2 separate regions of the Homo sapiens genome follow, and region 1 is linked to region 2. Evidence: chromatin loops called from intact Hi-C (ENCODE). Cell type or tissue: psoas muscle. All regions are shown on one strand.

Region 1 (4,000 bases), 50 kb after region 2:
TGGCACAGTCCTAGCTCACTGCAGCCCTCTACCTCCCATGCTCAAATGATTTTCTCGTCCCAGGCTCCCGAGTAGCTGAGACCACAGGTGTGCACCACCATGGCTGGCTAACTTTTTGATATTTTTACATGGGGGGGGGCGGTCTTGCTATATTGCCCAGGCTGGCCTCGAACTCCTGGGCTCAGGCGATCCTCCCACCTTAGTCTTCAAATTTTCTGGGACTACAGGCAGGAGCCACTGCTTCTGGCCAACCTCTTTTCTGTCTCAGAGCCTTTGCATCCATGTCCCCTCTGCCCCAAATAGTCTGCCTCTTGCTTTCCAAGTGTCTGGCTCCTTTTCCTCCTCCAGGTTTGGCTTTAAGGACATCCTATCTTATGGGCCTTCTCTGGCCTCCTTCCTGATAAAAGTAGTTCTCCCTTATACCCCTTGTTCTCTGGCCTCCTTCCTGATAAAAGTAGTTCTCCCCACATACCACCTTGTTTTTTGCATTTCTTGAAATAGTCGCCATTGATAAAATTAAACGGGATTGTATGTTTGCTGTTTCCCTGACCAGCTAGTGCCACAGGGGCAGGGACCTTTGGGTCACCAGTCACCATCAGAGAACCAGCGCCTGGTTCAGTGTTTGGCAGATAGTTGGCACTCAGTTAGTATTTAGTGGATGAATGAATGTGTGGCTGGATTCCCTCTAACTGTTTCTCCATGTTTACTGAGTGTCCTGATCTTAGCACAGATCCTGGAAAACTCAGCTGCCCCAGTCCCTCAGGCCCTCACAGGGGGTTCGGGCACAGTCGTGCTCCCGGGTTTATACCCACGTGCTGCTGAGTGGGAGCAGAGCCATGCTGTGCCCTGAAAGCCCACAGAAGTAGGTGCTGTTTTCAGCAGGCCTCAGCTTCTGAGAGGCATCTGCTGAAAGCTGTTGTTGGCACGCCTGCGTTGGGAGAGAAGCAGAGCTGACGAAATGTCAAAGGGTGAATGGGATAATCAGGCCCCAGCCGTCAAAACTGCCACCCACTCAAACCAGTCAGAGCCTACAAGAGAAATCTTTCAGACATGTCAGCTTCTCCACGTGTCTAATGGCAGAGAGCAAGGATGCCCCCAAGGGAGGTTTGCAGGGGCCGGTTCCGTTTGCCTGGAGCCTTTACAAGCCACATTTGGGCACATCCATCATGGATACGGAGGCAGCTGGGAAGGAAAGGGAGGGCAGTTCTTCGCAGAGCGCGGGGCATCTGGTCCAGTTCCCAGTGTGTGGAGTAAATGCATGATTGGAGCCTCATTATCCCATTTCTGTGACCTTCTTCTTTTCTTCAACATTGGTACTCGTGAAGCAATGTGAAGGTCTTACAATTCCTCAGCACAGTGAACAGAGCTCACGGGAGCCTCTGGGAAGATTACGTGCTCCTTTTATTCCCATGACAAGGTCCACTGAATTCCATTGAATTCACTTTGTTCCCTGGATCTCTCAGACATTATCCTAGATCCCAGAAATAGAGCGATGGACAAGACAGACCAAATAGGTTCCTTTGGAGCCTGCGTTTCTGTTGGAACAGATAGATGATATATTAAATACGTACCTAAGCCAACAGTGTACTTAAAGACTGTGATAGAATCCACAGAAGAAGGAGACAGCTAATAGGACTGGCAGTGAGCTAGGGCAGCCACTTTAGATAGATAAAGAATGTGAAGGATGAGCTCTAATCCACATCTTCCTCCCCATCTGTTTTTTCTAGGTAGGGAATGGATCTCTATTTCTCCTGCTTAAGGAGTCAGCATGAAGTTGTTATGTGAAGACATCAGGGTAGTAGAGATGTGACTTTTGTGGGGTAACTCCGGATTTTCATTTGAGCCCCAGGAGGATGAGTCTTGATTTTACCACTGCTCAGTTTGCATGTATTAAGTATATCTCTGCTTTGTGGATTGCCCTGTGTGTTTCATTCTATCTGCTACCAGACACATGAAGAAAAAAATAGGGCAAGGCCTCTGAGGGTTGGGCTTGTTTTCCCAAGGGCTGCTTCCGGAGTCCTCAAATTTCATTTGAGGTTGATAAGATGCCTGTTCTGCCGTCTACCTTCAGGATAGGTCATTCCCTATTTCACTATTATTTATAAAGTAAAGTCGTTTGTCTTTATGGGTATACCCCAGTGTTTTTGTTGTTGCTTACTTAGTTTTTGGCTTCATTAACATTTTGTTTTCTCTTTATTATGTTTTTGTATTTTCTTAGGGTTTATTTCATTCTCCACTCTCTCCACCCCCAAGATTCCTGAGTTCAAGCTATAGCTATTTGCCCTTTCTTATTTTCTAATACGTACATGTAAGGCTATACATTTTCCCCTGAGAACAACTTTGGCTGTGTCCTGTCACGTTTGCTCTATGGCACATTGCCATTTGGTTCTACATTGTTTATTAATTTCTATTTTGATTTTCTGTTTAGAAATATATTTTAAAATTAGCAAGTATGCAGATAGTTTTTGGGATTGGTTTTGGGTTACTTGTAGTTTTCTAGGATTGATGTGAGTGAGCGAGGTCCATTAGTTCATCAACTTAAAAATATTCTTGATTTCCTTTGTGGCCTGTACTAGAAGTGTACTTGAAAATTCTATGTATCTTGCTTGTATATTCGGGTTGAACAAACTCTCTTTGGATTTTCTTATTTTTCTGATTGATCTCTGGATATCTTTTCATTTATCCTTTCTAGTTGGTGTTTCTGCAGGTGAAACTATTAGAATTAGTTTTTCTTTTTGCTTAGCTCTAGCACCAAGCCAGGAATTTCAAAGTAGGAAGAATAAAACTAAATAACCCCTTTATCATCTCCCCAGGTTCACCAAGAGGATATTTCTGGTAATGAGACTTTATAGTGAAGTGGGGATGAGCTTATTGATGCAGCGAAACTGCCTGTGGCAAGGATGTCTCTGCAAAGACTGAGAGATCTACCTGTAGACCACTTTGAGGGGATGGCAGCAGTTGCCCTGGTTGGCTTCTTAATGAGGCATTTCTAGAAATACACCATTTTGTCCACCAGGAAAAAAAAAAATTCCAACAACCACATCACCAACAAGCATGCTTTAAAAGGCCAGGAATTCAGGACCAACCTGATCAATATCGTGAAACTCTGTCTCTACTAAAAATACAAAAATTAGCTAGGCATGGTGGCATGTGCCCATAGTCCTAGCTACTCAGGAGGCTGAGGCAGGAGAATTGTTTGAACCCGGGAGGCGGAGGTTGCAGTGAGCTGAGATCATACCACTGCACTCCAGCCTGGGCAACAGAGCGAGACTCCATCTCAAAAACAACAAAAACACCAATTTAAAAAAAAAGAATTGCTAAAATATATAATTAAGGTCATCTCTGAGCTGAATAAGCCTTGAAGCAAAAAATCATCTCTTTTTCCCGACCTTAACACAGAGCTTTAGAAACCTGTGAGAAAGAGAAGTGCTTCAAAAAGACTTCACTGGTAGCCAAAATCATCAGAGGTGGTTCTGATAACCACTGGCACTGCTGGAAAGTACTTAATAGAGCAATCTGTTATTTGGGAGCATTAACAGGGTGGACTGAGGCTGGACTGTTTTCCTCTTCAGATTAAACTGCAGCCTGGGAAGGCTTTGGGGGAAGTGACAGGTAGGTGTGTTATGCATAACTCTTCATTTTAACCAAACCAGCAGTTTCTTCCTCTCCTTTCCCCTATCATCAAGATGTCTCTGTATGTGACAAGTCTGTTGACAGCAGGCTCCTCCTCTCCTCCCTCCCACTTTTGTTTTAGGTGCCTGGTCTAACATATGAGGTCATTCACCATTATCTCGGAAATGCTCGTAGCTGGTCTGAAGTTGCTGGAGAGGTGGTGGGTGGAGCACACTTTTGACTCCTTCAGCATTAGATTCTCCCTAGCTTGCTTATCTCAGTTCACAGTTTTGGAGATGGATACTCAGGCTTTGGTTAGGGGGAGCATTGCTCCAGCAGGATGCCTATGTAGTAGTATTCATGATACATTACAGAATTTAAATGAAAA
Region 2 (4,000 bases):
GGTGCACAAATTAAAAACAAAAACATCCGACATTCATTCCTGGCCAAGATAATATGCTTATCGTTTAGAGAAAAGGACAGTGCACACCCGTTGACTTACATGACATGACAGAGGAGGAAGAACACAGGGAGGGTGGGGGTTTGGTCCATGAGCTGTGAGAGGTACTTGGAAGAGAAGAGTGATGAGAGATGGGTGGGGTCAGAGCTTTGCACCCAGATTTCCATGATGATGGGCAACAGAAAGTGTGTAGCATTCAGCTCAGTTTTGTTTGTTTTTGAGATGGGGTTTCACTCTGTTACCCAGGCTGGCATGCAGTGGTGCCGTCATAGCTCACTGCAGCCTTGAACTCCTGGGCTTAAGTGATATTTCCATCCCAGCCTCCCAAGTAGCTGGAACTACAGGTGCATGCTCCCACATCTGGCTATCTTCATTTTTGTACAGATGGAGTCTCACTATGTTGCCCAGGCTTGTCTCTAATTCCTGGACTCAATTGATCCTCCTGCCTTGGCCTCCCAAAGCACTGGGATTACAGAAAGGAGCCACTGCACCCAGCAGCTGAGTTTTTTTGACAAGCTAAGAGGCAAAGCTGCCACTTTTTGATGTGTGCTTGATAGACCCTAGAGCTTCGAAGAGTGAGTGGTGTGTACTGCTCAAGTCTACTTGCTCTGAAGACAGCTACGTTTATCTGAACAGGCACCTTATTAGCCTTTAGCCTCTCCCCATAGACATGAGGACAGGAGGGACATTGGAGTGGTATTTTGACAAGGCAGCTGGCTGCCAATCTGAAGATGTGGTGGGAGTCCCAGCTCCGTCCTGTTCCCATAGGTCCTTGAACCTCAGTCTTGTCATCTGCAAAATGGAGGCCATCCTATCTTGCTGGTCAGCCACTTTGGATCGAGCCGTTTCTATGTGTCAAGAAGGGGGCAGATCCACATTTTGTGGGACCTGAGCCTGGATCAACTTGGGGGACCCCGTTAGGAAAAAGGACCCCAGATGATGAGTGCCTATCTGGGTTTCTGCCCCATGATGGGAGCCCACCAGTGTTAGCAATGGGGTCTTCAATGCTTTTTTAAGCTGTGGACTTTTTTTTCTCCCCAATTATTTGTGGCACCGCTGTTCAGTGCTTAAAACGGGTCACAGTGGAGCTTCTGTTAATGGGAACGCTTCTTTCCCCTCTGAAGTTGGGCTGAGAGGCGTCTCCAGGAAGCATGGTTTGAACCTGAACCGTCTGTTGTGGTCAAGATCAGATCTGAACCCAGAGCTCTTCTCCACTCCCCTCCCTGCTCCGGGGTCTCTCTGGGAGCACCTGTAAGCTAAGCCCTGACCTGCAAGGGACAGTGTGGACCTACTTCGCGGGCAGACCGTGGTGACAGTTCTTGCTCCCTCAGGCTGCTCTGCCGTCCCCTGGGCTGGCTTAACGGTCCATCTGTGAAAGGACCTTCGGCTTCCTGGAACCCCAGCACCACCCTCTGCCTCCCGCGGCTGGAAACCTGGGAAGGAAGTAAGGCGCACACGCCACCTGGTGGCCGCTTCCTGGAGCTGTCACTCCGGACACCGCCCCTGGGAGGGAGCTCATCTCTGGGCCCAGCTTGTCTGCGGTGCTGGCCAGCGAGGTCCAGGCGCTGCTCCTGAGAGCCTTGGCTCAGAGGAGCATCTGGCTTGTTAGAGCAGGAGGTTCTTGTGTCACAGTGCCCTTGATTTTCCCACTGAACTGCTGCCACCGTGAATACGAGCTCTTGGAGATGCCGCTGTCTGCCCTCTTCCCTTTCCTCTCCCTCCTCCTCCTCCTCTTCCCTCTCCCTTCTCCCTCTCCCTCCTCCTCCTCCTCTTCCCTCTCTCTTCTCTCTCTCCCTCCTCCTCCTCACCCCTCCTCCTCTGCTTCCTCCCCCTCATCCTCCCCTTTATCTTCCGCCCCCTGATTGCTATTGTCCTCCCCACCTCTTTCTGTCCCTCTCCTCCTCCTGTCCCTTCTCCCTCTCCTGTCCCCCCTTCTCCCCTATTTTCCTCCTCTTTCTCCTTCTCCTCTCTTCCCCCTCCTCCATCCTCTTCTTTCTCTTTCTTCTCCTCCTTTGCTCCTCATCCTCCCTTCCCCACCCCTCCCCTTCCTCCTTTCTCCCCTGCCTCTTTTTCCACCCCCTCACTTTGGCTCAGCCAGCTTTCTTTTAATTAAATAGATACTTATTGGCAGTACCCTTATTTGTTCCAAGTGAAACTGGCCGGAGGGCAGTTCCTGAGTTAGAGACTAGATCATGAGTCCCAGCTGCGGTTGCTGAGGGGTTGAAATTTCCCTCAGATCTAGCCATCCATTCCCTCCCTCACTCCCTCCTTCCCTCCCTCCGTCCGTCCCTCCCTCCCTCATTCATTCATGAATGCACGCACAGATTTAACAAATGCATTTTGAGGCTCTGTGCCAACATCCCCTCACTTCCGACTTTGACCCCAGAATCTTTAGCACATGGCATTCCTCTAACTTCCCTACCTGGAAAGCTCCCATTCACTTTGAAGACTCAGGTTCAATGCTGCCCTTCGGACTAGCCTGTGAGCACTTATTCCTGCTACCCATGGTCCTGAGGTCTTCACGAGTTTTCTGGCTCAGTCTTCTCTGGTTCCCATCCCGGGTGCTCAGCAGTCAAAGCCAGCCTTGCACTGAGTCAAAAACCCCAGAAGCTGTTTCTGTCTGCCTGGGACTCTGTGTTCTCCAATCATCAGGCTTGTTCCCCTCCTTTAAGGGTGTCCTGTACACAGTAGCGTCCATTGAAGTCCAGAAATGCTAGCACAGCATTGTGGAAAAAGACAGGTGCATATGTCTTCTGCATTCTTTGGGTTTTGCCAATCTTACTGTAATCAAGCTGTCTTTATTCTCAGGTATTCAGTGAAAATGAGTTGTTTCTGAGGACTATACCCTGGAAAGCTAGTGTTTTTTCTGTCTTGTCTTTATTTCTGTCTCTCCATATTCCTAAGCTAATGCTGTGAACGGGAAAAACAAGGTTTGCTCTTTGATTTGTTGCAGAGCCCAGGTCAGGTAGCCATTTATATTTAATAGAAGAATAGATGATGAGAGTGTCTCTCCTTCCCCTAGGCAGCATTTCCGAAGCTTATCTGTGACATTATGAAAGGTAACACTCTTACCTGGTATCTACTAGGAGGGTATTGTTCAAGCCATCAGTCTTTTGTTCAAGCTCTGGCATGCAGAAGGTACCCAGGAAATGGTTGGCAATTTTAAACATTGAGGTATAACTTACATAACATAAATTATACAAATCTGGAGTACACAACATTATGAATTTTTACATCTGTGTATCTCTGGATTACTACCACTCAGATCATGATGTAAAGTATTTTTATCTCCTGGAAGTCTTCCCACTGCCCGTCCACCAACAGCTCTCCCTACTCTGTCGTCTCTTTCCTTTGGTAAATTTTGTTCGTTTCTGAGAGTCATAGAGATGGAATCCTGACCTGATGCATACATCTGTTTCCTTTGCTGTGATGATGGCTGTGTGGGTATATGCATGAGTCCAGATTCATCCAATCATATACAGGAGATGGCTGCAGATTTTTTTTTTTTGTGTGTGTGTGTGTGTGACAGAGTCTCGCTCTGTCACCCAGGCTGCAGTGCAGTGGTGCGATCTCGGCTCACTGCAAGCTCCACCCACCAGGTTCACGCCATTCTCCTGCCTCAGCCTCCCAAGTAGCTGGGACTACAGGCGCCCGCCATCACGCCCAGCTAATTTTTTGTATTTTTAGTAGAGTTGGGGTTTCACCGTGTTAGCCAGGATGTTCTCGATCTCCTGACCCTGTGATCTGCCTGCCTCGGCCTCCCAAAGTGCTGGGATCACAGGCGTGAGCCATCGCGCCCAGCTGGCTGTAGATTTTTGTACGTAAGTTATACCTCAAAAAAACTGTTTTAAAAGAAAGAAATGCCCATGAACACCATCCATCCCTTTGAAATTCTCATTTTGGGTCAGGTTGAAGCCAGCTCAGGAAGGTAAATCAGGTTAGT

The links. A loop is a pair of places that touch in the nucleus more often than their neighbours do. Peaks named below come from ENCODE experiments on the same cell type or tissue, not always from the same donor. Only the 100,000 strongest peaks of a DNase experiment are listed, where the experiment ranks them.
Region 1: a loop joins it to region 2, with 6 times the contacts of the local background. A loop is called at or near these places in 2 of 110 quality-filtered maps.

The regions. Positions count from the first base shown.
Region 1 is chr16:5,665,002-5,669,001 of GRCh38, forward strand. It overlaps a transcript of RBFOX1 not described here. Among named protein-coding and RNA genes, the nearest start is that of MIR8065, 35 kb to the left of the region's middle. In psoas muscle, no CTCF peak of the experiment used is centred here; no DNase peak of the experiment used is centred here.
Region 2 is chr16:5,614,777-5,618,776 of GRCh38, forward strand. LINC01570 (long intergenic non-protein coding RNA 1570) reads right to left here and starts at 1,474. Exons shown (of 3, transcript NR_110902.1): 1 at 1,350-1,474. It also overlaps a transcript of RBFOX1 not described here. In psoas muscle, a CTCF peak has its summit at 1,524 (motif pointing left); no DNase peak of the experiment used is centred here.